Regions from separate parts of the Homo sapiens genome. Here regions 1, 2, 3, 4, 6 and 7 are each linked to region 5. Evidence: chromatin contacts called from ENCODE Hi-C data. All regions are on one chromosome and are shown on one strand. Each heading gives the region's core, a stretch centred on a gene start or an enhancer-like site at or near the end of the contact. The rest is flanking DNA. Distances are from core to core; before and after follow the strand shown. Region 1 holds the start of CSTF3 (cleavage stimulation factor subunit 3). Region 2 holds the start of TCP11L1 (t-complex 11 like 1). Region 3 holds the start of TRAF6 (TNF receptor associated factor 6). Region 4 holds the start of FBXO3 (F-box protein 3). Region 5 holds the start of PDHX (pyruvate dehydrogenase complex component X). Region 6 holds the start of HIPK3 (homeodomain interacting protein kinase 3). Region 7 holds the start of C11orf91 (chromosome 11 open reading frame 91).

The links. Hi-C counts contacts between places; a loop is a spot of excess contacts on that map. Pooled maps may share reads with other maps.
Region 1: a loop to region 5 is called in a map of naive thymus-derived CD4-positive, alpha-beta T cell, with 8 times the contacts of the local background. The contact joins the promoter of CSTF3 here to the promoter of PDHX in region 5. A Hi-C loop is called at or near these places in 1 of 168 maps with a recorded cell type or tissue (naive thymus-derived CD4-positive, alpha-beta T cell) and 11 of 50 pooled maps.
Region 2: a map of B cell shows a loop between it and region 5 (16-fold over the local background). The contact joins the promoter of TCP11L1 here to the promoter of PDHX in region 5. A Hi-C loop is called at or near these places in 4 of 168 maps with a recorded cell type or tissue (B cell, CD4-positive, alpha-beta T cell, CD8-positive, alpha-beta T cell and 1 more) and 9 of 50 pooled maps.
Region 3: a loop to region 5 is called in a map of B cell, with 7 times the contacts of the local background. The contact joins the promoter of TRAF6 here to the promoter of PDHX in region 5. A Hi-C loop is called at or near these places in 5 of 168 maps with a recorded cell type or tissue (B cell, CD8-positive, alpha-beta T cell, ascending aorta and 2 more) and 14 of 50 pooled maps.
Region 4: a loop to region 5 is called in a map of gastrocnemius medialis, with 8 times the contacts of the local background. The contact joins the promoter of FBXO3 here to the promoter of PDHX in region 5. A Hi-C loop is called at or near these places in 6 of 168 maps with a recorded cell type or tissue (CD4-positive, alpha-beta T cell, CD4-positive, alpha-beta memory T cell, CD8-positive, alpha-beta T cell and 2 more), 3 of 37 single-sample maps with no recorded cell type and 15 of 50 pooled maps.
Region 6: a map of ascending aorta shows a loop between it and region 5 (5-fold over the local background). The contact joins the promoter of HIPK3 here to the promoter of PDHX in region 5. A Hi-C loop is called at or near these places in 2 of 168 maps with a recorded cell type or tissue (ascending aorta and naive thymus-derived CD4-positive, alpha-beta T cell) and 14 of 50 pooled maps.
Region 7: a loop to region 5 is called in a map of CD8-positive, alpha-beta T cell, with 24 times the contacts of the local background. The contact joins the promoter of C11orf91 here to the promoter of PDHX in region 5. A Hi-C loop is called at or near these places in 2 of 168 maps with a recorded cell type or tissue (CD8-positive, alpha-beta T cell and sciatic nerve) and 10 of 50 pooled maps.

The regions. Positions count from the first base shown.
Region 1 is chr11:33,160,229-33,163,657 of GRCh38, reverse strand. CSTF3 (cleavage stimulation factor subunit 3) reads left to right here and starts at 2,178. Exons shown (of 21, transcript NM_001326.3): 1 at 2,178-2,359. The coding sequence starts at 2,333. CSTF3-DT (CSTF3 divergent transcript) reads right to left here and starts at 2,001. Exons shown (of 4, transcript NR_034027.1): 1 at 1,877-2,001. RefSeq lists enhancers at 1,794-2,213, 2,949-3,429.
Region 2 is chr11:33,038,275-33,042,180 of GRCh38, reverse strand. TCP11L1 (t-complex 11 like 1) reads right to left here and starts at 2,609. Exons shown (of 10, transcript NM_018393.4): 1 at 2,389-2,609. RefSeq lists enhancers at 1,789-2,108, 2,589-2,938, 2,659-3,206 and a silencer at 2,209-2,608.
Region 3 is chr11:36,507,738-36,511,637 of GRCh38, reverse strand. It overlaps TRAF6 (TNF receptor associated factor 6), which reads left to right and starts at 1,366. Exons shown (of 7, transcript NM_004620.4): 1 at 1,366-1,590. It also overlaps a transcript of RAG1 not described here. RefSeq lists an enhancer at 1,498-1,547.
Region 4 is chr11:33,772,786-33,776,723 of GRCh38, reverse strand. FBXO3 (F-box protein 3) reads left to right here and starts at 2,204. Exons shown (of 11, transcript NM_012175.4): 1 at 2,204-2,330. The coding sequence starts at 2,227. It overlaps FBXO3-DT (FBXO3 divergent transcript), which reads right to left and starts at 2,025. Exons shown (of 3, transcript NR_120550.1): 1 at 1,973-2,025; 2 at 1,361-1,470; 3 at 1,054-1,276. RefSeq lists silencers at 2,112-2,211, 2,672-2,741 and an enhancer at 2,690-3,190.
Region 5 is chr11:34,914,901-34,918,892 of GRCh38, reverse strand. It overlaps PDHX (pyruvate dehydrogenase complex component X), which reads right to left and starts at 2,275. Exons shown (of 11, transcript NM_003477.3): 1 at 2,078-2,275. The coding sequence starts at 2,237. APIP (APAF1 interacting protein) reads left to right here and starts at 2,514. Exons shown (of 7, transcript NM_015957.4): 1 at 2,514-2,665. The coding sequence starts at 2,609. RefSeq lists an enhancer at 1,974-2,273 and silencers at 2,444-2,493, 2,514-2,853.
Region 6 is chr11:33,255,223-33,258,889 of GRCh38, reverse strand. It overlaps HIPK3 (homeodomain interacting protein kinase 3), which reads right to left and starts at 1,509. Exons shown (of 17, transcript NM_005734.5): 1 at 1,001-1,509. RefSeq lists enhancers at 35-124, 165-214 and silencers at 555-754, 825-1,164, 1,425-1,754.
Region 7 is chr11:33,699,243-33,702,707 of GRCh38, reverse strand. C11orf91 (chromosome 11 open reading frame 91) reads left to right here and starts at 1,882. Exons shown (of 2, transcript NM_001166692.2): 1 at 1,882-2,463. The coding sequence starts at 1,968. RefSeq lists silencers at 1,707-1,946, 2,127-2,216.

The sequences.
Region 1 (3,429 bases), core at 929-3,428, 1.8 Mb after region 5:
GAGGCAGGAGAGTGGAGTGAACCCAGGAGGCGGAGCTTGGGAGCTTGCAGTGAGCCGAGATTGTGCCACTGCACTCCAGCCTGGGCGACAGAGCGAGACTCCGTCTCAAAAAAAAAAAAAGAAAAAGAAAAAATACAAAAATTAGCCGGGCGTGGTGGCGCACGCCTGTAATCCCAGCTACTCAGGAGGCTGAGGCAGGAGAATCGCTTGAACCTGGGAGGTGTAGGGTGCAGTGAGCCGAGATCGCACCACTGCACTCCGGCCTGGGCGACAGAGCAAGACTCTGCCTCAAGAGAAAAAAAAAAAAAAACCTAAATGTTCCAAAACTCAAAACGCTCCAAAATCTAACTTTTTAAGCACTGACATGACTCTCAAAGGAAATGCTCATTGGAGTATTTCAGATTTTGGATTTTCAGATTAGGATGCTAAAGTGGTAAGTATATATACGTAAAACACTTTCATATTCTGCTTTTCTTCATTTAATACGGTGGTTGCCTTTCTGTCAGTCATCGTACATTAGCATCAGTTTGCTGTGTGATATTCCATTGCAGAGATAAATCTTGTGATATTTTTAACCAGTCCTCCATTGCTGGATGGTGCAATGAACATCTGTTAATACATATCTTTTGCTCATGTGTCTGATTATTTTAAGGGTAAGATTTCAGCCTGTGGAAAGGGAGTAAGTGTAAGTTTGAGCAGAGGAAAGGAGACCTAAAAGAATAAGGCGAGTCTGGGAACAGTTCACTAGGTTATTTTAGGGCATTGGACCCCCGTAGGCGAGAAATGCTTGCAGACATCTAACGATGACGCTTAAATGGAAGAGCAGTTTGAGAAGATTTAGTATCATTTAATTTTTTATTTTTTATTTTTTTTGAGACGGAGTCTCGCTCTGTAGTCCAGGCTGGAATCTCGGCTCACTGCAACCTCCGCCTCGCGGGTTCAAGCGATTCTCCTGCTTAAGCTTCCCGAGTAACTGGGACTACAGGCGCAAACCACCACGCCCGGCTACTTTTTTTGTATTTTTGGTAGAGACGAGATTTCACCAAGTTGGCCAGGTTGGTCCTGAATTCCTGACTTTATTTATTTATTTTCTGAGACGGAGTCTCGCTCTGCCGCCCAGGCTGGAGTGCAGTGGCGCGATCTCGGCTCACTGCAAGCTCCGCCTCCCAGGTTCACGCCAGTCTCCTGCCTCAGCATCCGGAGTAGCTGGGACTACAGGCGCCCGCCACCACGCCCGGCTAATTTTTTTTTGTGTGTGTGTGTATTTTTAGTAGAGACGGGGTTTTACCGTATTAGCCAGGATGGTCTCATCTCCTGACCTTGTGATCCGCCCGCCTCAGCCTCCCAAAGTGCTGCGATTACAGGCGTGAGCCACCGCACCTGGCCTAGAACTCCTGACTTTAAATGATCCATCCGTTTTGGCCTCCCAAACTGCTGGGATTACAGGCGTGGGCCACCGCGCCCAGTCAATCTCATTTAATCTTAATGCCAGGTACTGTTCTAACACTTTTCTATGTATAATTTATTTCACTTGCAGGTACTATTATTATTCCCATCTATAGGCCAGAAAGCTGAGGTACGAAGTTTAATTACCAGAGTTACTTATCTTCGTTAAAATCCAAGCAGTCTGGGCTACAAACAATTATACCTACTTTGCAGTCAAGGAACCAAGCTGAGATGTTGAGCTGAAAACCCAGGTCTCAGACTTCAAAGCTTTCTACACAAGAGTCGACGGTGGCAGTAAAAATTAATGGGGGCTTGATCTATCCCTCCCACCCCCAAGAAAAGTAAAAAGCAGGAGCTGGGACCAGAGAAAACCTCCACGGAGTCCTTATCCCCTAAATATAAGAGGCATTTAACGTTTAGCATTGCTGACCTGCAATCAGGCTTCAACTGTGAGTAGCCAGGCTCTAAAGCTTGATAACTGAATTCCAAAAAGCGCGCGAGCCTCCAGGCGAAACAGCTTCCCGCCTTCCAGCCGGTTGGAGCCGGCTCAGCAACAGCCTCTCCAAGCCAGGGTAGTGACGTCAGCCCAGGAATTGGGCCCGCCCCGGGATCTCGCTGCTTTCTGCACGCTCGGAATAACCAGAGTCGCGAAATTAGCCCCGCCCACTGCCCCGGAAGTTAATGCGGAAGCCACACACCTCCTCCTCGGCCGGCAGGGGCGCAGCCATTTTAATTCATATTTGAGTGGGCGGTGGCGATTGGTGTTGGCGGTCTGGCTCAGCTGGGCAGGGGGTAACTTTACTGATTTGGGGGTGGTTTTTAGTTTAATTTTTCTTTTCTAGCTTCCCATCGACGGTCAGTGCGCACGTTGTAATCAGCTGAGGCCATGTCAGGAGACGGAGCCACGGAGCAGGTGAGGAAGGAGAGTGGTGGGGCCTCGTGGCGACCTCTTCTCCACGTCTGTTCCTCCGACTGCTCCAGACATGTTCGGCTGAGGAAGGAATTGGGTCTAGTGAACCCGGGGGACAGGGTATATAGAAGAGTGGTGGGAATGGGGAGCAAGATCTAAGATTTAATTTTTTTTTTTTTACTTCTCTCTCTTAGGCATGAATACGAGTAAATACTTGATTTAGACAATAGCGGTAGGCTGCTTCGTCCTATTTAGATTCATGGGACTACTCCAGATGGGATGCTTTCCTTTGATATCGTTTTGGTATTAGAGTGGATAGGAATTATTTTAACGTGCACCCGACGTTTTAGAAAAACTTGACAGTGTTTCTTTTACCCCGCCAAATATACTGTACCCAGAAATAGGTTACTAGTTTGAGAAATATTTGAGACAAAGCTAATCTGGAGAATTAAGACTTAATGAGAGCGAGTGAAGAAAGAAGCAAGTTATGCTGAGGTTTTGGGAATTTTGTGGCTTTCTTTCGTTTTCTTTTCTTTTAGCCACATTTCGTTTTCATTTTTCCAGCTACATAAACATTGCAGGTATAAGTTGAAAATGAGAAGTCTGTTTTGGCCACTGTAAATAAAAGCATCTGTTTTAATAGTAAATATGAGTGACAACTAAATATTTTAAAATTCACACTTTTAGGTTAGATCAGTGTGATTTGTTTCTTTTGCTCTTTGTATTCAGAATTTTGTAGGATAGTATTTACCTTTTAGTGTGAAAGAGGAAGCTAAATAGTTATGAAAAATGCCATTAAATGTGTTTTTCGATCTAAGTCCTGGTGTGTTTAGATAAATACAGTTTCTAAAATGGAGGCTAGGTAGCCTGCAGTCTCAATTTCCTGAAATTTCCCATTGCCATAGCAACGACATGCACTTAGGTTTTCGTTTTTCAGGTTCCCTAGCTTATAACGTGGAAGATGTTATTGGAGGTTGGCAGAGATGAGGCAAAATAGGAGCGTTCTATTGCATAGTCTGTAAGACTGTAGATTTCATTATGTCGGCAGTTTGATTAAATTGTTTTGTGTTTGC
Region 2 (3,906 bases), core at 1,360-3,859, 1.9 Mb after region 5:
CCAGCCTGGGCAACAGACTGAGACTCTGTCTAAACAAACAAACAAACAAACAAAAAAACCCTGTTTTAATTACAGTAAAAGTTTTAGTCAATTCCTCCACTCTCCCTTTTCCTAGGGTGTTTCTGGGAGAGAAGACACAATGTTTCTGCATTTGCTGAAAATAATTAACATTTGTAACATCAGCACTTGAAGATCACAAAACATTTTCATAAACACTAATTAGACTTTCTTACACACATGGAAGGTAATCAGGTGATCAAAAGAAATGTCAACTGATTTAGGGAGTTTGGCAGACTGTGTTCTGCATATTAGAGAGAGGTGAAGAATCACCTGATAGAATTATGTGAAATTTCAGAGAACTCCATTAAATAGAATGAAGTTACTGGGATTGAAATATTCAGGCCTGTTTTTTTGTTTTTTTTTTGGGGACAGACTCTTGCACTGTTCCCCAGATTGAAGTGCAGTGGCACCATCTCGGCTCAGCTCACTGCAACCTCTGCCTCCCAGGTTCAAGGGATTCTTCTGCCTCAGCCTCCCCAGTAGCTGGGATTATAGGCGCCCACCACCACGCCTCGCTAATTTTCGTATTTTTAGTAGAGATGGGGTTTCACTATGTTGGCCAGGCTTGTCTCGAACTCCTGACCTCTAGTGATCCGCCCGCCTCAGCCTCCCAAAGTGCTGGGATTATAGGCGTGAGCCACTGCACCTGGCCCAGGCCTGTATTAATATGAAAGTTGTTTTCATGTATTTTCCCTTTCGAGACCCATCTTAGCTTCCAACACCCCACTGGAGACACCCATCTCCTCTGTGTCCTAAATCCTATTAGGGTCAGGAAATGCTCCAAGATCCAAAGGATAACATTACCAGCATATTCTGTGAGAAACGACAAACAAAACGCTGCTAATTTTATTATCTTCACATGCTGAGAAGGAGCCCAGGAGGGATGAAGTAATTCATTCTGTGCAGTGAGGAGGAAAGGGAGGATTTCTAGGTCTCTAATGCTCAGCTTAGTAAACTAACCCCATCCTTAAGATTGAGTTCAAGTCCTGTCTCTTCCCAGGACACTTCCCGGACCTCACCAGTGATTGCACCTTTCTCAACTCCTGCAGGGCTGGCTAGTTGACATTTGGCATTTGTCACTGCCTTAAATTCAATTCAAAGCGTGCTTATTTAAATAGAAAGATGCAAATACATAGTCTAGAGGGGGAGGCAGACAGGCTTACAAGGAGCCATAATGAAACTTAAGTGGCATTATGAAATTGCCCAGGGAATATAGCAGAGGAAGAAACTAACTCTGCCTGGGAGGAGATTGAGAAAACCTTCCCAGAAAAGATGACATTTGAACTGATCTTTAAAAGGAGTAGGATTTCACCTAGTTAAAACATGTCTGGAGGGGGAGAGGAGGGGGAGAGGAGGTGAAAAGGAGGGCATTTCACTCAGAGGGCAGAAGCCAAGGCACAAGAAAATGAGAAAAGGAAGTGGCTAGAGATGATGGAAAGATGCGTTGGGGCCAGATGGTAAAAGTGCTAGTTTTTATTTTAAAATTCCCCACCTAGATTTCGAACTTCTTAAGAGCCAGGACCAGTCATATTCCCCACTTATGCTCCATCTGTATATCCCCCAAATAGACACCCACAAGTATCTGTTGATAGAGATGAATCCCTACGTCATCTCTGTGATGTCACTGTATCTGGGAGGCTGGGCGTTGGTTTCAGACATACCTGGGCCCCAATTCTGGCTCTTTACTAGCTGTGTAACTTCAGTGTCCTCCTCTGTAAAACACAGCTACCTACCTGCTCGGTTTGGGGGGAGATGAAACGAGGGATTGTGCACGGCAGGCCTTCTACAAATGGTAACTCTAATTAAAGGGCTCTAGGATGCGGCCACGAACCATTTAATTTGCTTATATCGCGCGCATCCATTCAACCCCCACTGTGTCTAAAAAGAGAGCCGAGGGGAGGAGGATCCTCGCACTTGCCAAGAAGACGGTCATCCGTCGGCGCTGCACGCGGGCCTAGGCTGGACACAAGAGGCTCCCCAGCAGAAAGGGTCTTTCGGCAAAAGAAAAAAGGGGCTCTGTCCCCCGGCGCCGGGAATCCCCTCCTCTGGCACTGAGCTCCACTCGCGCCCGGCGTCCGGATTCCGTTGTAAACAGCTGTTCAGGCCAGCGAGGGAGTGGCAGGGCCGGGAGTAGGGGAGGACGCGGGCGCGCCGAGAGGACAGCCTCGAGGGGTGAGCTCCACCCGCCCGCGGACCCCGCCTCTTCCTCGCCTGCCCCCGACATCCCGGGATGGGATCCGACGGGAAGAGGCGAAGAGATGCCTGCGACTTGGACCGCGCGCCTCCCGGACGGGCCCCGCCAGCCTCCGCCCCAGCTCCCGCTCTCACCTGCCACGGAGTCGGCGTTCTCCCTCCTGCCGCTCCCGCCGCGAATCAGGCGCGGGCTGGCGCCGCGGCGGAAGCCGGAGGGATGCGCGGCAGGCAGGGGCGGTTCAGCCTCTGCCCCTCCGAGGCCGCATCCCTCGCCACGCGGCGGGCGGTCCTCCCAGCCCGACTCGGGTGGGCAGCGGTCAGAGCGGCCGCTTCTCAGCATCAGGAAGGAGGAGACTGCTCTTGGCCGGGAGGCGCCAGCCCAATATAGGGCAGCGCCATGTCTTCGTACGGAAAGGCGGGAGGGTCTTTCCCCTGCTTGCCGAAGGGGTTCAGTAAGCGGTGACTCGCAGCTGGGCGGCGCCGTGTTTCCTCAGGGAGAGGTGGAAAACATGGCCGATGACCGCTCAGGGGGCTCCGTGGCCAGTGGCTCCCAGCCAAGAGTCGCCCGCCGCACGCAGTGAGGCGCCATGTTTTCGTACGGAAACGCGAGAGGCATGGCCGAGTGCCCGCCGATGAGTCTCAGCTGGCGGTGGCTCGAAGCTGGGGATGGCCCGCCCCTAGGCGCCATGTTTCCATACGGAAAGACGGAACGCGCGCCGCATCCCAGCCGCTGGTGCGGGTGACGCGAGGAGAAAGGGAGGCGGAGAAGGCGCGGGTCAGTCAAAAGAAGGAATAAGAAGCCATTGCATCTGAAACCTTCCCCGCCCGTTCTTTGAAATTTAATTTTGCCATCCTGTTTGTAGCTACACAAAGTTTATTCCCCTTCTCTCATTTCCTCAGCTTTAAAAAAAAGTTAGTCCGGGCGCAGCAGCTCACGCCTGTAATCCCAGCACTTTGAGAGGCCGAGGCGGGCGGATCACGAGGTCAAGAGATCGAGACCATCCTGGCCAACATGGTGAAACCTCGTCTTTACTAAAAATACGAAAATTAGCTGGGTGTGGTGGCGCGCGCCTGTAGTCCCAGCTACTCGGGAGGCTGAGGCAGGAGAATCGCTTGAATCTGGGAGGCGGAGGTTGCAGTGAGGCGAGATCGCGCCACTGCACTGCGGCCTGGAGACAGACCGAGACTCTGTCTCAAAAACAAACAAACAAAAAAAAACTACAAAAAAGCAGATGGGGTGACATTGGTGCTTTCAAACACTGCTTCTAAATAGATCACATGTGGGTAGTTATTGCTAACGTATTGAAGGCCGAGTGCAATACCAGACCCTCAAACCATTTACTAACTTGCACATTAAAGTCTTTGCTTTAAAAAAAAAAAAAAAAAGACAAAAACAGAAGTTCTCTGGTGAAGATTCACTTTTTGGAGGAAAAAACACCAAAAACCCTTAAGATACTCAACTAAATGGAACTGTTAAGATCTACAAAGAATGGCTGGGCGCGGTGGCTCACACCTGTAATCCTAGCTCTTTGGGAGGTCGGAGGTGGGTGGATCACAAGGTCAGGAGTTCGAGACCAGCCTGGCCAATATGGTGAAACCTCGTTTCTACTAAAAATACAAAAAAATTAGCCGGGCATGGTGGCATATGCCTGT
Region 3 (3,900 bases), core at 117-2,616, 1.6 Mb before region 5:
CAAAATACAATCTTTTAAAAGGGGGTTGACAGAACCTGAGAACCAGTGATAAATTCTTCTTAAAAAGAGAAGCATTTTTAATGAATATTGGCAGCCAGAAAGTAGGACATATAGTATTGGTAACATTTATTGAGCCCATACTATGTCCTAGTTTTGGGTTTATTTGTTTGTTCGTTTGTTCCTTGAGACAGGGTCTCACTCTGTCACCCAGGCTGGAATGCAGTGGTGCAATCATGGCTTACTGTAGCCTTGACTGCCAGGGCTCAAGCCATCCTCCCACCTCAGCCTCCAGAGTAGCCGAGACTACAGATATGCACCACCACACCCAGGTAATTTTTAAATTTTGTGTAAAGATGGGGTCTCACTATGTTGCCCAGGCTGGTCTCAAATTCCTGGCCTCAAGTGATCCTCCTGCCTTAGCCTCCCAAAGTACTGGGATTATAGGCATGAGCCTATTTGTGCCTGGCCAGATAGTTTTAAATAATTTCTTTACATATTTTATCTCATCCTTCCAACAACCCTGTGAGGTAGATACTATTATTATCCCCATGTTAATACGAGATGAGAAAACTGAAACAAGTACAGATTAAGTATTTTACCTGAATCACACATTTATTGTAGGAAAAACCGGATTGGAACCAAGCATTCTGGCTTCAGGATACATACGCATGACTACTATCCTGGAAAACCTCCCCTAAGAGGTGGACGATGAACCAAATATGCAGAGGTGGATGAAACTCTTTTGTGCTTCTCCAGCAAAACGCGTGGTACATTCTCTAGACGTTTATGACCAGTTAAACAGGGAATTTAAAATAGTTTTCCCATGACAGAGAAAGACAAAGCGCTGGTGTTCTTGGCAGGAAATTCAAAGAAATATTTAAGGCAAGGGCTGACTCCCTTGGACCGGATGAAGGGGAAGAGCAGGTAATAATAGAGGGTTCTATGGATCGCAGAAACTTCCTGGGCAAGGAGGGTGGAGCTGGGGAGGGGTTTAAGAATTCCTGAAGGTCAAGCGATCTAGCCCAGCTGGGGTTTTCTCCTGCTTGGAGAGGGGTGCTATAAAAGCGCAGTTTGGGATTACTACTGTCGCCACTGCTCACCAAATTAAGTTATTCCGGGAGGGATCTTCTCGTCGCCATCCTCATTCCAACACACACCCATTGACACACTCGGGTTCGGCTGTGCGGTGCAACGAATTCCCAGGTGGGACACCCGAGCAGGAAGAAAGCCAGGCTGCGGGGCTGGGGGCGCCGCCCGGCCCGCGCCACAGTCCGCCTGGAGGATCACCGCCAGGGGGCACTCTCTCCGAACTCGGCCGCTCTGTCTCCTCCCCGGCGCGCTCCCTGCCCCTCGCTCCCCGCAGCCAGCAGAGAAGGCGGAAGCAGTGGCGTCCGCAGCTGGGGCTTGGCCTGCGGGCGGCCAGCGAAGGTGGCGAAGGCTCCCACTGGATCCAGAGTTTGCCGTCCAAGCAGCCTCGTCTCGGCGCGCAGTGTCTGTGTCCGTCCTCTACCAGCGCCTTGGCTGAGCGGAGTCGTGCGGTTGGTGGGGGAGCCCTGCCCTCCTGGTTCGGCCTCCCCGCGCACTAGAACGGTGAGTCTCCTTCAGGCGCCTCCTCCTGGCGGCCGCCGCCTCGCTTCCCAGCGGTCAGGGACGCCGCCCCCCGCCCCTTCGCTCTCGGCAGGTCGGGGACGCAGTCCCTGTCCCCTCGCTTCCCACCAGTCGGGGACGCCTCCCCTGTCCCTTCGCTTTTCACAGGTCAGGGACGCCGCCCCTACCCGCTTGCTTCCCACGGGTCGGGGACGCCGCCCCTGTCCTCTCGCTTCCCGCTGGTCGAGGACACCGTTCCCTGCCCCTCGCTTCCTGCAGGTCGGGACGCAGCCTCTGTCCCCACGCTTCCCACAGGTCGGGGACACCGTTCCCTGTCCCCTGACCTCTGCTCCCCAGGCCTCCTCTTCCTCGCTCATTCCACCCCCTAAAAAACCCCGCGTCGCCTTACTCAACCTCGCTCCCCTCAACTCCGCTTTTTCCCCTTCCCAGATAAGGAAATTGCCTCCTGCAGTTGTCCGCTCCTTGGAGCAAACACCTGCTTAAATTTTTAAAAAATCCTTTACGTTCCTGGCGACTCCGGCTGTCACTGTCATGGGAAAGCTATTTTTGGATTCCCTGTTGAACTCTATAGAAGTCTCAGGCAGCGAGTTTAAAAAAAAAAAAAGGCTCAGATGACACGAATGTTTTCTCCCCCGCCCCTAAACTCGGTAGTTCGAGCGATTGTTCCAGACGCCGGGTTGATAAAGCTGTTCCTAGTATTTGGCTTAAGGGGAACTCCAGCTGAGTTAGGACTGTCTTGAATGTGAACAGAAAGCACCTAAATAAAGTATTAGCAGCTTCGCTGTATGGTATTTAATTGTTTCTTTCTCTGAGAGCAGATTACTATTACTGAATGTCTTGTTACACAGGTTCCATGTAGAAACGAGAAAAACTGGTAAAGAAATTCTGTGTTGGCCTTGTGAACTTGGCCGCTATCATTTCATTCATTCTCCTTTGATTACTAGGGAAGGGAGAGGGGCTTTTCAAATTTTGAGGTTGAGTGTATAGGCAGGAACAATGTGGCCTCTTTTGTGACTCTAGGAAGGAGTCCGGCATGTGGTGGGTACAGGATCACATCAGAGTTTCAGCCTGCATGCACCACAATATTTCAGAATTGTAACATGAGCTCTTCTCTGTGATAAATTTGGGCATGTGATGCCGGTAAACTTTTGGACACTTAGATTTGGAGAGAAGTTCAAATCCTTGCCTCCTGGAGCAGAGTAAATAGTGCCCAGGAAGGGGAATGCCCCTTGAATTTGGATTCAAAGTTAAGGCACAACAGTTGAGTATTTTGCAGCATCTCTTGGCCATTGGAGTACATTTGTAGGTCTTCACACTTTAGAAATTTAAGAAGCTGGTAAACAGTTTCTGTTTCTAAAGCTAGTAGCACATTAAAGATAATTTCTCATATTTTCTTTACATGGTTTTACTTCAATAAGTTACATGTTTACTCGTATGAATTTCAGTTGACTTAAAATTGACTCATTTAAGACATAACTTGTTGACTTCTTTTAACTTGGCACATACCTCCTTAGCATCTGCCTTGGAGGACAAACTTTTTGTGGATTATCCTACTTCCCCCTCCCCCAAGACATGTTACAGTATTCTCTTTTGATTATAATGTACACCCAGATACTAATTCGTGAATTTAAGTCTTGATTTATGACAAGGCTGCTTTCAATACTACTCATTTTACGGCTGAAATAAGTTAGCAGTAGTTAACGTTCCACAATCTTTAAGGTAGTGCTTATCATACTAGATTTCGCAACTGCAAAAGGGGATTACAGTCAGGACACTCTTAACATACAAGTTAAGGAACAATTTATACTTTGTTCCATCCCTTCATTAATTCCTGTAGAAAGCCACGTAAGTATACTAGAATAGAGGCTGTAAGAAATTTTTATTTTAGGCCTGGCATAATGGCTCATGCCTGTAATCCCAGCACTTCGGGAGGCTGAGGTGGGAGGATAGCTTGAGACCAGCCTGGGCAATATGGCAAAATCCTGTCTCTACAAAAAAATACAAAAATTAACCAGGCTTGGTGGCACACACCTGTAGTCCCAGCTACTTGGGAGACTGAGGTGGGAGGATCACTTGAGCCCAAGAGGTGGAGGCTGCAATGAGCCATGATCGTGCCACTGCACTCCAGCCTGGGCAATAGAGCAGGACCCTGACAAAAAAAAAAGTGTGTGTATATATATGTATATATATACACATATATAAAATACATGTATATATGTGTATATATACACATATATAATATATACATATATTTGTATATGTTTATATGTATAATACATGTATGTATGTGTA
Region 4 (3,938 bases), core at 955-3,454, 1.1 Mb after region 5:
CAGCTACTCAGGAGGCTGAGGTAGGAAATTGGCTTGAGCCCAGGAGGCAGAAGTTGTAGTGAGCCGAAAGCATGTCACTGCACTCCAGCCTGGGCAACAGCAGAGAAACCCCGTTTCAAAAAACAAACTAACAAAACCATAAAAAGCATGTATTTAGTGCTGCGCATTGTTTTTTCTTTTTGCATCAGGCTCTAATATGGCTTACATGGCACTGTGGGATCCTGTTTTTGTTTAAGAGTTTGGTATTTTGTTCACTGTGAATTTTTTTTGCATTAATTTTTATTTTTAAAAATATTGCATTAAAATGTTATTTATTTGATTATTCAGTTTTTTGGCACCTCTTCTTAAATTTGTGCCCCAAGCAAGTAGCTTTCTTGCCTCACCTTAGTTCTGGCCCTGACAGTTTGGTAGCTTCATACTTTGTCTTCTGCATTAGGTCATAGCTGCACCAAGTCCAAGTGCAATAGGACAGCAGAAGCAAATGCAGTGTACCTGAAACTCCTACCAGCTTTTGGATTTAAAACAGGTGGCCCATCTGAAGTAGAAAATGGAGACAAACATAAATCAGGATCAAATACCTTTACAAGCATTTGTCTATGTAAAAAGGTATGGTTCCCTTGTAAACAGAAATGATTATTCTGTCTTCATTCATCCATTCAACCTGAATTTAAACTTTCTAGTTGTTGAATAACTTGCTAAGCCCTGAAATTAGAAAGATGAGTCAGACTGAGAGTTTACAGTTTGACGAGAGAGACACAGAACAAGTACTTGAAATCCAATTCAATAAATGTTCTTCTAAGCATATGCATAAACAATTTGGAAGCACAGAGATGTAGGCAGAGTTTTTTGTTGCTGTTGTTCTGTTTTGTTGGCTGGGTGGCAGGGGTTATAACTATTAAGCAAAACCATAAATAGAAGGCATTAATGGTATGAAGAATGGAGGAAATGGATTTTTTTGGGGCGGGGCATATCACTTCCACTCTTCCAAATAATTGAGAGAAACTTTCTCCAGGATATGGAAATGTTTGGAGAACTTAGTGACTGATGCATGTATAAGCTTGGAAAATTAACATTTATTGAGTATCTGGCCAGGCACTTTACATAAAGCGTTATCGCCATCCTTAGTTCACCAGAGGAGGGGTGGTTTTAGAGATGAGGGACAGTCTCAGAGAACTTAGGCGTAACTACGCCAGCATTTCACTAGTAGTGAAATAAATGACGGGCGTGTGAAGTCCAGGTCTGTCTGGATTCCCCAAAGCCCCTTACACCATACTACCTTTGGAAAAGCAATGGAAAAGAAGAAATCAGGCAAGTGATGTATGGACCCATTATACTTCCCCCACTCTCATTTTAATATCACCTTGGCAAAGCTGAAGAGCAGACATCTTCGTGCCTCCATCAGTTATGCCCTCTGGGAGTCTCAGTTCATCCCTTCACACGCGGGATACTTAACTCTGCGGGATCTAAACCCTGGCCAAAATAAATTTTAAAGCTGGAAAAAATCCACACTGTACCCTTTGCATTGCCCTAATAGGCTGAAAATAGCCATGATAACCAAATTAAGGGACAGCGGCTGAGACTCAGACTCACTCCTTGTACACATTTTACTTAGGAAGGCGGGGAGGGGCGTGAAGTTAAGCCCTCAACAATTATTTCCTTAATTTGGGAGAAGGGCCTTCAGCTGGCGTCCCTGGCTGATTCTCAGCTCTGCTCTTGCTGAGTGGACAAGTCTCGGAGCGGCCCTGCTGTGTGCGGGGGACAAGCGGGGTGGGGAAGGCTGAGCGGGGAAAACGAGGGGTTCTCGGGTTGGAAAACAAAGAGAAGGAATGGATTTGGGGACCAAGGGCGTGGAGGAGTGTCAGATTTTGAGCGAGGCTTCCTGCATACTGAGTGTAAAATTTCGCAGGAGGAGTTGGGCAGACCGAGGCAGATTTGGCAACAAAAGGGTCCCGGGCTGGGCAAGTTTACGAACCGGGATGCGAGAACAGAGCTGGAGAGATTTGACGCGGAGCGCGAAGAAAGCGGGCTGAACTCGCACTGCGCCGCTGGCTCCCGGCTAGCGGGCGGGGTCTCCAGGGAGCCGCACCTCAGCCCACCCTGAGGGCGGGGCTGGCCCGGCGGTTACATAACAAACCTGTGAGAGCGGCTGGGGGCGGTTCGGGCGCTGGTGGGGGCGGGGCAGGGGCGGGGCCAGGGCGGGGCCAGACCTGCACCGGGCCAGGCAAGATGGCGGCCATGGAGACCGAGACGGCGCCGCTGACCCTAGAGTCGCTGCCCACCGATCCCCTGCTCCTCATCTTATCCTTTTTGGACTATCGGGATCTAATCAAGTAATGGGACGACACGCATGGCAGGGGTGGGGGCATGGGGAGAGGAGGCGGTGAGGCAGGGGGAAAGGGGGTCGGGGCCGCTGACAGGACCCGAGCTTCCGCGACACCAGAAGGTGACGCCAGGGCCGCCCTCATCCTGCGGAGCCACCGGGGACCGGGGCGAGACGGGGGCGGAAAGGGCCTCGCCCTGAGTCTTCCTCCTGTCCTGGGCCCAGGTATGAGAAGCGACGAGATATCTCTCTCCCAGGCCTCGGTGAGGCCCACTTGCAAGAGAAGGAGGTAGTGGCCCTCGTGCCGCACCGCCGCGCTCCGCGGACCCCCGCTGGCCCCGCAGGTGCCCGCCCGGTTGGGGTCAGTCCCTGCTGCTGTGTAAAAGCCCCTGTCCCGGCCAGGCGCTCTTCTCTGCTGGGTCCGGGGCCTGCGGAGTCTGGCGCCGGGGTGGGCAGGTGGGTGAGCGAGAGGAGAAGATAGGCAACCCCTTACTCCCCTGGCGCGACTTCCCCAGCGCCAGAATCGCTGTCCGGGCTCACTTTCGGACTTCAGTGCGTGAGAATTGTTTTGCTGTCAGCATTGCTCCTTACGGTTCGATGTTGGATTTTATGTTTTGGTACTGACTTCCGGTGATGCCATACCGGTGACTATCTTTTCTCCTGGACACCTTGGGTTTCCCACATTACTAGCATCTGTTCCAGAAATAAACACCGGTTGCTGATAAGGGTGGTTCAATGCCCAGTTTCTTCAGAACTTGGGACTGTCTGGGGTGGTGGAAGAAATGGCGCTGCCAGCCCGCCCCCCAGCTGTCAGGATTGTTTACACCCTTGACAGGGGGTGGCATGGCTGTGAGTTTCCTGTGCTACCGTATATATTTGCAGAGGATGCAAAGTCGCCCTCTTAGGATAGGTGGGCGAGATTTGTTTTGTGTTTGGATTAACCATTAGATTCTAGCCATTTGATGATTGTGCCCTGTGTTATTAGAGGTCTTTTTATAAATACAGATTTCTTGGAGCTACAGATAGTTGTTGGCCTAGCTAAGTGGTGATAGAGAGATACCTCAAGTTTTTGGTCACTACCTGTACTGGTCGCTACCTGTACCTGCTAGCAATTTTATTTTTCTAGAAAATACTTACAATTTAACTAACAGTCTCCAACTTTTGATTGCTGCCAGAGTAATCTTTCCAAGACACATCTGGTTGTCATTCTCCTTAAAACCTGTGACACCCCTATGTTTATAGACTATAACCTAAACTTCTGGGGCATTGAAAGCTCTTATCATCTGGCTTGTATATCTAAGGTCCTCCAGGACTTATTTCTCCACCACTATCACATTTGCACCATCCATTCTAACCAAATCAGACCTCTGCCAGCATACAACACACTTGCACTTTCTTTTTTTTTTTTTTTCCTGTGGCTCAAGCTCTCGACCTTGCCTGGAATGCCTTGCCTACCTCTTCTCAACTTGGCAAGGTGGAGAAGATGCCCTCTCTACCTTCTTCCTGCAGAATTGATTTGCCATGTCAGGTAGATGGCGTGCTTCTTGATTGTAAGGGCTGCCTTGCTTATCTTCCTATTCAAAGATTTTTTTTTCCCCGAGGGCTTGCTATGTGCCAG
Region 5 (3,992 bases), core at 1,026-3,525:
TGATAAAGACTGAACCAGCCATTGCTGACTTTGAAGCCCATGAGTCAAAGAATCTTAGAAACCTCTAGAATCTGGAAAACTTAAGGGAATGGGGTCTCGAGCCTCCAGAAAAGAATGCAGCTCCTACCAATAGCTTGATTTTAGCCTAGTTAGATCCATTTTGGACTTCGGACCTCTAGAACTATGAGATGTGAATTTGTGTTGTTTTAAGCCACTAATTTCTGGTAATTTGTTGCAGCAGCACTAGAAAACTAATTTGGCTTTCCTTGAGATGCCATGCCTTCTTCCTGACAGATGGTATTCAAACTGGGGTAGACAAGTTGTTCATGGTATATGTCTAGGGGATAGGGAATAGGTAAAAAAGCATCATGAGGATGCAGATAAGGATTGCTTGCCTAACTGAGTTTCTAAAGGCATTAAACTGGGCCTATGTATACTTTTTTTTTTTTTTCTCCTGAGACAGGGTCTCACTCTGTCACCCAGGCTAAAGTGCAGCGGCAGGATCATAGCTCAATGAAACGTCTAACTCCTGGGTTCAACGGATCCTCCTGCCTCAGCCCCTGGAGTAGCTGGGATGCCAGCACGCCTGGCTTTTTTTCTTTCTTTTTTTTTTTTTAAGTAGAGACGGGGGTCTCACTTTGTTGCCCGGGCTGGTCTCCAACTCCTGGGCTCTAGCAATCTTCCAGCTTCGCCTCCCAAAGTGCTGGGATTACAGGCGTGAGCCACTACGTGCACATTTTTGTGTGTGACCATTTATGGTACTTCCTCTGTACAGAGAGTCTGTAACATTTTCAAAGATTCTCAAAAGGATCTGCTTGATAAACAAGATTAAGAGCACTCTTCCTAGATTATATCCAATACTAAACTTTTAATATTCCATGATTTTCTAAGGCAGTGAGTCTCAAAGCTCATTCCATTAAATGTCAAAATAAAACATCAAAACTCATCCAACATTTGTAAAATGCAGATTCCTGAGCCCCACACCAGACCAGACCGAATCTCTAGGAGCTGGAAAAAAGTTTAATTTCAACAAACTTGGAGGAGGGAAGAGAAGGAATTCTGCACACACTGTTAAAGCACCTCTGCTCCAAGGAATATGTTATGAAACATTACACCAAAAATGAAATAAATTGTTCCCATTAAGGAACCTTTAGGAACCCCAATACACTCATCTTACCATATGACTTTGTGTGATTTTTTTTTTCTGAGCCTAAGGTAGCTCAGAATATGAAGGCAACGTCTACTAGACCTATTTAAATTAAAATTCATTCTGTAGAGTGCCAGGAACGATGATTGGCAGGTAATACGTCACACTAAAAAACGTCAGTCCTATTCTCCATCCCCGCCTCCCTCCAACCTTCTCCCAAAATAAGGAAAAATAATACCCGGCCTGCCATTTTGCATACTGTTAAATACTGCAAGAATTGTGTTAACTGCATCAATATCATTACTAAACAACAATTTTCTATAATAAATTTTTGGTATGATTTATCTCCTAAATGTTTGCTCTTTCAAGCGAATATTTGCTTGAAACATTCTCCTGGACCTTTGTCTATCGTGATGCCGTAGGAATTTACAAATTTAAGTCTTCCACGAGTCATGGCGTGGGGTAAAACTCGACTGGCCTCAATGAAAACACCTCCTAACAGAGAGAGGCCTAGAGAATAAGTAAGAACTCCCAACAGTGGCTTTTCAATCTCGGCAACCTTGGGCAGCTTTTTCTCGTCCGAGACGTTTGACAACCCTAAAGAAACCTGAGCCTTGATTGGAAAGGGGGCTGAGGGAGGAGAGTTTGGGAACCCTCTCTGCGCCTCACAAATAACCCAAATTCCAAGGCAAGGTCACAAAGCCATACAAACCAGGGGGCCTAGGGCAGAGTCGAGTTCTCTCAGCTGCCAAGAAAGCCCTTCACAGCATGCATTAGGCCAAGTCGGCGGACCCCAACCGGAGAAAGAGGAAAGGGAATAAGGAGCCCGCGCACCTTCACACCCAAAAGCAGGCCCTCAATCATAACTGCCCCTGTCCCAGGCCCATCACTCAGCTACACAGAGAAGCTGAGCGAGCCCCGGCCACTCACCCCGAAGCCACTGCGTGCTGTGAAACCATCTCCAATTAGCTCCGCGGCTTACAGACCACCCAAGAGCCCCCTTCACCAGCCCTACGCTTCGGCGGCCGGGGAAGCCCACAAGATAACGCAGCAGCCGCGGATCACAGCCCAGCCTCCAGGAGGCCGCCATCTTGACGGCCTTCTCACTGGCTGCCCGCAGCACAGCCTGATGTCCAGCATCAAGGCCCCGCCTCCCGCATGGTTGGCCACGCCCCCAGACGCTAGCGGTGCCTTTAGGTCTCTCAGACTTGAACCCCCGCCCCCCAACCCAGCCCCGCCTCCAACCACGTTGGCCTTGCCTCCCGGGAAGTCAGGTGCGCCGCTGGATATCTCAGCCGGCGGGGCCTTACCAGACCCCGGCCCCCGCCCCGTTCGCCCCGCCCCCGGGCTGCCCTCAGCGCCGCCTGATTGCATTTGCGGCCTCGCTGCCGTATCCCAGGCTAAGCGCCGCGCGCAAAGCCGTGCGGAGATTGGAGGCCGCGCGGGTCCCTGGTCTGGGCCATGTCTGGCTGTGATGCTCGGGAGGGAGACTGTTGTTCCCGGAGATGCGGCGCGCAGGTAGGGGCGGGGCCACCGGTGCCCGGTATTCCCAGGAGGAGAGGCCCAGGCGGGACCCGGCGGCTGGAGCTGGGCGCAGGGTAGCGGGCCGGGCGTTTAGCTGCGGGGCGGGGTTTCGGGCCTGGCCGTTCGCTACCCCGGCGCACCGCGACCTTGGCGTTCGGAAGCAAGGCTGCGAGGCCCCAGGAGATCAGTGGTCTCGGGCGGGGCGCTCCGATGGCGGGAGCTGGGCGCCAAACGTTGGAAAGAAGCAAATAACTGAGAGAGGAGAGCGTTTAGGTGACCTCACCGGGTATTTATCAGGAAGGCAGGCCAGAGAAGGAATCGTGAAGCACCGAAGTGGAGCTGGGGCGAAGACCGCGCCCCCCAAGCTTCTTTTCTGCGCCCTGACGACCAGTTAGGCGTTTGGGGGGACGTTTGGCACTCGGGAGACGTTTGCCGAACCGGAGCTGTGCCTCAGCTGCCAGCGCTTTGCCTTTGAGCAGTTGCTCCTTGCCTATCTCCGTTTAGATGAATTGTGGGATGATCATGGGAACGATTCTTCCTTAAGCCGAAGTCAAAGGGAAATCCACCCTCACGCTGCATGTAGTTTTCGGTCATTTACACAAACCAACAGTTTTATGGAGCGCCTTCTACACGCTCAGAGATAGGGATACGTAAGATAAATGGCCCAGGGTCTGGAGAACTAGACGAATAAGCAGTTTCAGCACAATATGATAAACCCCACCTAAGAGGCAGGGAAACCCCTCAAAATTAGTTTCCTTATTCCCCCTATCTTATTCCTCCTATCTATATCTTTCTTAGGGTTGAAAATCCTAATTAAAAAGTAGTAACTCGCGGGAGATTTCATTGCTAAACATTTGTCAACCACTTTCTTGTTTGAATAAGTGACTTCCCCAAATTAGCAAAGACGACTCTGAAAATAGAATGCTGCATAGGCAAGATTGGATGAGAGAGAGAAGATCTTGGAGACAGGACAGGTAACTGGAGATCGTTCCTGGGCAAGTGTGTATGGAGAAGTGTCCGTACCCTCAATCAGTAAATCTTAGTGTAATGTCATCAGAATGAGCATCAAAGAGAGCCTTAAGGGACCCGAGAATAAACTAGGATTCTCAAACCAAACATGGCCCACAGACAGCTTGGTGGACAGGCATGTTTTTTTTTTGCTGCACTCAATGTTCATGAAAAATTTGAGCCAACCTTTTTTTTTTTTTTTTTTTTTTTTTGACACGTTTTGCTCTTGTTGCCCAGGCTGGAGTGCAGTGGCGTGATCTCAGCTCACTGCAACTTCTGCCTCCTTGGTTCAAGCGATTTTCCTGCCTCAGCC
Region 6 (3,667 bases), core at 260-2,759, 1.7 Mb after region 5:
AATTAGAAGCAGCCAACTGACAGGTGGAAAAACAAATTCCCTAACAGGGCAGTAAGAGGTTGTGAAAACACGGTTCAAGGCCTGAACGTGTTACGACTACTCTGTAACAAGTCCAAGGTAATTTACGCACACACTCTTCAGCGCAATTCCTCAAGCAGAGATGAGACGGGAACAACAGGATTCCCCGAGAGCCACATACCATTTTACAACAGCCGTCTCCCTCCCGACAGAGAAACAGACATTTTCATCCAAAGTCTTTCCGCCAGTTCTCCCAGTGCGGCGAAGGGAAGCGGGCGGCAGCCACCGTAACGAGAGAAGCCGGCAACAGCCCCGCCGCGCGGCCGCCACGCCTTCCTCCCGCCGCCGCTGGGGACGCGGAGCCGCGGATCACATTTCTCCTCCCCAACAATCACACACACGCACGCACGTCCCCAGAGTTGACACCCTGCAAACCCGCTGCTCCGCGACGCTGGGGACGGGGCCACAAAGCCCGGGACGCGGCCATCGGCTGGGGTGCTCAAGCTGCGTGCCTGCGCGTTTGTTTGTTCCCCTTAATGAAAGGAAAGGGATCTCCGTAGTTACGGCCTAGGACTGCGGAGGGGGAAGAGAGGCTCCCCGTGGGACTAAACAAAACTTCGGTTGCTGGGAAGAGCCGTTGCGCAACCTTGGCAGGGGGAGGGGGGGCCGAGGCCCCCGGGCCCCGGCCAGGCGCGGCTTCCCGGAGGCTACGGCCCCCGCGTCCGGCGGCCCAGGGCCTGGCGTGGCGCCGGCTTCGAGGGAGCGGCTCATACCGGGCCACACTGCAGGGGCTAGGGCGGAAACTGGGAGCACGAGAGCGCTGGGGATGCGGATGGGGCACGGGACGCGCAATGAGTGCGGGCTGCGCCGGAGGTGTCGGGCCAGGCCCGGGTCAGGCTTGGGGTCCGCTGGCCGCGGAGCCCGCAGACGGAGCCGATCCCCCCACCCCGGGGTGGCGGCGCCCCTCGCTCGACTCCCTTACCTTCCTAGAGGCCCGCGCTCTCTCCTCTTCGGGCGGCCGCAGCCCTGAGCATGTCCGGGGTGGGGCGCAGGGCCGTGCCGGGGACCGGGAGCCAGGCGCTTCAGCAGGCGGCACCACCCAGCCCGGGCTCAGCCCCTCTCCGCGGCCGCTGCCATCTTGTCCTGGCGGCTGAGAGGAAACGGCGAAACACCCTCCCCCGACCGCTGCTGCTGCTGCTGCTGCTCTGGCTGCTAAGCGCCGGGCCCGTCTCCCTCATCTTCCTTCCCGGGGATTTGGGGTGGGGACGGCTTGGCTAGGGCGAGGGGTAGTGGGAGGCCGGTCGGCCTCCGGCTACTGGGGCCTACGGGCGACGCAGGGTGCGGGGCCCACGGCGATTGGGGCCCATTCCTGACGCCCCGGCCGGGAGCGGAGAAGGAAGACTGGCGGGAGTGGTGGCGACGGCGGGGCCTGCGGCTTGATCTCCTCAGGTCGCCGCGATGCCGGCAGTCGTCACTGAGGCAGCTGCCACCAGCCGCCCCAGCCTCGGGCCCCTCCTCCGCGCTCGTCGGCCTCGGCCACCGCCTCCGCAGCGCCACCGCCCGCCCGGCAGCGCTGCGCGCCCAGCCCGGGCGGCTCCGCTCCGCTCCGGCCGCGGCGCCTCCGTGAAGCCCCTCCCCGGGGTCCGCCCGCCAGTCCGCAGCCGCGCCCTTGTTGCCCGGAGCCCGCCTGCCAGCCCGTGCGGCCCCAACCCGGAGTCCCGCAAGCCAAGCCTCCCGCGAAAGAAGCATCCGTCAGCCCGGCTCTGCTGTTCTGAACCTCACTCCATGCCCCCTCCGCCAGAAATACACATTTTTAAAAAAGATCCCAATACCCGAAGAAAGGATGAAGATGCGGAAGCAGGATTTTACAGGCCTTTCGAGATCCCGGAACCGTAATTAAGGATCTGTTTCTCGGCATTTGGTCGTTAAAGGTCCCAAAATAAGTAAAGGGGAAATGCTCAAATGAACGACCTCAATCTAAACTAGGTTCTACCCGCTCCCCTATCCCAAAGAGTGAAGAGAATTGTAAAGCCAGGTTCAAGGACGGGGGAAGGGTCCTCTTGGAAATTTTAAGAGCATCTCTACTGTCCAAAACCCCATAATTGTGAAGTTCGCCCACCTCCACATTGGTAATTCTCCGTTAAATTAGTCGGTTTAACTCCCAAAGACTAGTTTCTTTCCTCCTGGAGATTAGGAAATCAACAGAATGGCCTGTTTCAGCTTACATAATCGTGGAACCATAGAATTTTAGGAATGAAAGAAGCTTTGCGATCCTTGGTCCCAACTCTTACACTCAGGAGTTCCAAGAAGTTTAGGTGACATGACCAAGGTTATACAGTAAAGCCCATGTCTCCCACCCCATCTTTCCTCCTTTTCCCTAGGAAACAAATGGCTTTCTAATACCTCACATTCAGAGTTGATTTTCTTTTATACCCGTTTCCTCAGGTTCCCTTTGTTCTGAATCAATGTCTAACCTTTTGGGAAACAAACACCTTTCTGGAATGGAAGTGTCCTTTCTTTGTTTCCTTCATAATCTTCACTAGCAAGATTGAATTTACCAGAGATGTATTTATTCCCAGAAATTTTCTATTGCAGTAACTGGGGCAGGGCAAAGGGAGTGGCAAATTGCTGCATACATAATACACATTTAATCCCTGCTGCTCTTCAAACCGGAAGATGAGTATTTTGGATAATGCCTTTAAGAGACAAAGGAGGCCGGGCGCGGTGGCTCGCACATGTAATCCCAGCACTTTGGGAGGCTGAGGCGGGTGGATCACCTGTGGTCAGGAGTTCAAGACCAGCCTGGCCAACATAGTGAAACCTGGTCTCTACTAAAAATGCAAAAATTAGCTGGGCGTGGTGGCGGGCGCCTGTAATCCCAGCTACTCGAGAGCTGAGGTAAGAGAATCGCTTGAATCGCTTGAGCCACTGCACTCCAACCTGGGCGACAGGGAGAGACTCTGTCTCAAAAAATAAAATAAAAGAGAAAGGATAGTATGCCCTGAGGCCACTGGAAATAACACTTTCGAATGACAGTTGTTTTCAGGTTAGAGAGGATAACCAGCTGAAAAGGCTTCCAATATAGAAGAACAAAACAATGGCTGCCTTTCAGAGAGATAGCCTATGAACCATTCCTTTTCACTTAGTATTTCGTTACTTTTTATTTTTCTTAAGAACAATAGTCAAAAGAATCAAAGAGGATAAAATCATTTACTCAACGGAGAAAGCTACAATAGTAGAAAAATCTGTCAGGAGGAACAGAGAAACTATTCCACTAGAACTTCAAATTTCAGAATTTTTGCAGACATTTAAGGAGGCCATCTCTAATGGAAGGCTTCCATTCCCTGTATTTGCTACATCCATGAAGAGATGGAAATGAGAGACAAGGATTTATTTTCCTTTCTATCTCCTGCATGTTGCTACTCACTACACTATATATTCCAGGAGGGGATTCATTCATCTTTTTTTTTTTTTAGATGAAGTCTCGCTCTATTGCCAGGGTTCAAGCAATTCTCCTGCTTCAGCCTCCCGAATAGCTGAGACTACAGGCATGCCCCACCATACCCAGCTAATTTTTGTACTTTTAGCAGAGACGGGGTTTTACCATGTTGGCCAGGATGGTCTCGATCCCTTGACCTCGTGCTCTGTC
Region 7 (3,465 bases), core at 633-3,132, 1.2 Mb after region 5:
GACAAAGACAGATTAACAGAAGACAAAGTTTATTACGCAGGTACATGGGGTTCTTACAGAAACAAAGTGAAAACCCAAAGAAGTGGCTTGAGAGCTTATATACAATTTTAACAATGGGCGATTGTAGAAAAGTGATAAGACAAAGGAAAAGAGGTTTGAGCTTCTTGGGCAGTAAATTATGGGAAGTTAAATATGTGGGGGAAACTAATGGAAGATAAGGGTATTTTTTATTTTATTTTATTTTATTTATTTTGAGACAGGGTCCTGCCTTGTCACCCAGGCTGGAGTGCAGTGCTATGATTGTGGCTCACTGCAGCCTCAACCTCAGCCTCCTTGGTTCAAGAAATCCTCCCACTTCAGCTCCTGAGTGGCTCCAGGCAAATGCCACCACACCTGGTTAATTTTTTAAATTATTTTATAGAGACAGAATCTCGCTATGTTGCCCCTGGCTGTTCTCAAACTCTTGGCCTCAAGAGATCCCACCTCAGACTCCCAGAGTGCTGGGATTACAGGCTGGGTGCTGAGCTATCGCACATGGCCTGTATTAGCCATAGACTGAGGGGAAATACATTTTCTTGAGAGCCTCAGCCTAGTGATCACTTGTATGAATAAACAATGATGGGTGGCTGCCAAAGTCAGAGAGCAAATACTGCGTGTGACAACTAAGTGTGGGAAGCTCAGTGTGGGAAGAAAAAGCTTCCCAGTTTCAGACATGCCCCTTAGTAGGGACAGCTGCCTCTTGTGTTTGGACAAAGTGTCCAAGTTCAAGTGTTTCACACACACACTGTTCCGTCTTCTGTTTGATCACAACCCTATGAGGCAGCCTGGTTTTCTTATTTCTATTTTATGGAAAACCTACTTAAAAGTCAAGCAACTTGTCCAAGGCTACCCAGCTTGAATATCTGACTCTCTCCACTTTGCTGCTACACACACACACACACACACACACACACTTTGCACTGTGTGTGCAGATACATATGCATATATATATTTAACTTGTGAAGCTGATACTGACTCTTTAACTGCCCTCCACCCATCACTAGTCATACCAGTGATCATTAGGCAGAGGCTCTCAAGAAAATGTATTAGTTATTTCCCCTCAGTCTATGGCTAATACAGGTTACTCACATAAATGAGCTGTCATGTCCTTTGGACAAAATGTCCAAATCGCTCATAAGCAATGGGTGAAGTATTTGAGGTAGGGCGGACAGGATTTCCTTTTGGTGGTTAGCTCGTTGCCTGTTAGCTCCTGGTGATATCTGTGTTTGGAAGAGAACTAAACTGCATTTCACTGAAAACACTCCTTCAGGTCTATTACAAACCAGATGAGGATCCCCTTTTCTAGAATCTTCCTCAACACTGCTAACGTTTGGCAGATACATAGGTTGGCTCTAACAGCCATTCCCAATCAATCCTCTTCTCCTTTGTCTGCCTCCCACAGTAGTGGATGAAAAATCAGACACTGATTTTCTCAGACTTCTTTGCTGTGGGCGCGGCCAGTGAGGCAATGAGGTAAGTCTGCTGGTGCAGGGGCCAGGTTTCTAGGAAATACTTTTCTCCCTCATGGGAGAAAGAGAGGAAGCCTGAAGTAAGCTTTCTTCTGCAGCCCTGGCCCGCTGCCTGTTCTGGATGAGGGTATGCTGGGATATGACAACGGAAGCCAGCGGGGTCGCAGAGCAAGAGCGAGGCGGTGGGCGGAGTCGAGGGACGGGAGGCGAGGCGAGGCGAGCCAGGGGGCGTGGCTTTCTAACTGCGGGGTGCGGCCAGCCGAGGTGGGCGGGGCCGCGTTCCGGGACGTGGTCGTCCGGGCTTTGGAACCCCGCCTGTTAGGGGCCGGGCTGAGGCGAAAGGGTGGGGCCGCGCTCCATCGGGGCGGGGCTTGTGGAACCTCGAAACCCCGGCGACTCGGGGCCTGAGCGCGCGTCTCCCGGCGCGGGGTTCCTCCCACGCAGACCCTCATTCAAACGATGCCAAAGGGGCGGCGCGGCAGCCACAGCCCCACCATGAGCCAGCGGTCGGCTCCGCCCCTCTATTTCCCGTCCCTGTACGACCGCGGCATCTCCTCGTCCCCGCTCAGCGACTTCAACATCTGGAAGAAGCTCTTCGTGCCGCTGAAGGCGGGCGGGGCGCCAGTGGGCGGGGCGGCGGGGGCCCGGTCCCTGTCCCAGGCGCTCCCCGCCCCGGCGCCCCCGCCCCCGCCACCACCCGGCCTGGGTCCCTCCAGCGAGCGCCCCTGGCCCTCGCCCTGGCCCTCCGGCCTGGCCTCCATCCCCTACGAGCCTCTGCGCTTCTTCTACTCACCGCCGCCGGGGCCTGAGGTGGTTGCCTCGCCCCTGGTCCCCTGCCCCTCGACCCCCAGGCTCGCCTCTGCCTCCCACCCGGAGGAGCTCTGCGAGCTGGAGATCCGGATTAAGGAGCTGGAGTTGCTCACCATCACTGGGGACGGCTTCGACTCCCAGAGCTGTGCGTGACCTCGCCAGGGCCACCGAGCCCAGCCTTAGCCTGCCCTAGCTCCCTCCTTGGCTCCGTGCCCCGACCCGAAATGTAGCCTGGTTTGACTCCAGCCCCCAGTAGTCCCAGATCCAAAATCTATCCCCTAGCACCCAGACTCCCTTATCCTGGACTTAACCGACTCCTCCCCCCACCACAGATCTGAACTTCATGAGCCTCTTAGTCCCAAACTCCATCCTCCCTCCGTCCTAAACCCTTTGGGTCATCTGGACTCTGAGCCTCCACACCTGGAACTCCATCCGCCACCACCCCGTCCTGAACTTTAATCCTCCTGCACAGTCATCCTCCTACCCTGTACTCTGGAGCTCCACCCACCACAGACAGTCCCTAAGCTTTAATGTTCGGTCCTAAACCGGGGCTCTCCATGGGGGGAAGGTGAAGTAAGGTGACTGTCAGTTGTCTGTAGGGGGAGGTGGGAGTTGTGCAAGAACCACAAGGCCCAAGGCCGTTTCCAGGGCAGCTTTGGGACACTCCACTTCTCAATGCTGGGGGGCAGCCCCCCTGGGACTCTGTGGCCTTGGCGCCGGTAGTTCTCTCACCAGGATCCTGGGCTGATATCTGGTCTTACGTCTGAAGTCTTAGGGCTCTGGACCACGTGTGCTGATGCGGGCAGGATCCCTCAGCCTACGAGCTGAATGACTCCTCCCTGTTGGAGGGTAAAGTTGTTAAATGCCTTGTACTCCAAGAAGGACCTATTGCAAAGTAGAACTTTCAGTAGCGGTAGGTTGTCCTGCAGACTTTGTCTTTCCCATCACTTGTTTTGGCTAAGGCTTGTCCTTGACCACTGGAGAAGGGCAGATAGTTCTAAAAAGATCATTCCAACTATCGTATATAACGGCTTAAGTTGGCTTCCCCTGCCACACAGAGAAGGGAAGTATGAAATAACCTAAATGCTTAGGTCCGTGTGGCCATGGAAATGGTCTTCAGTTCATCAGACACACTGTAATGCACCCT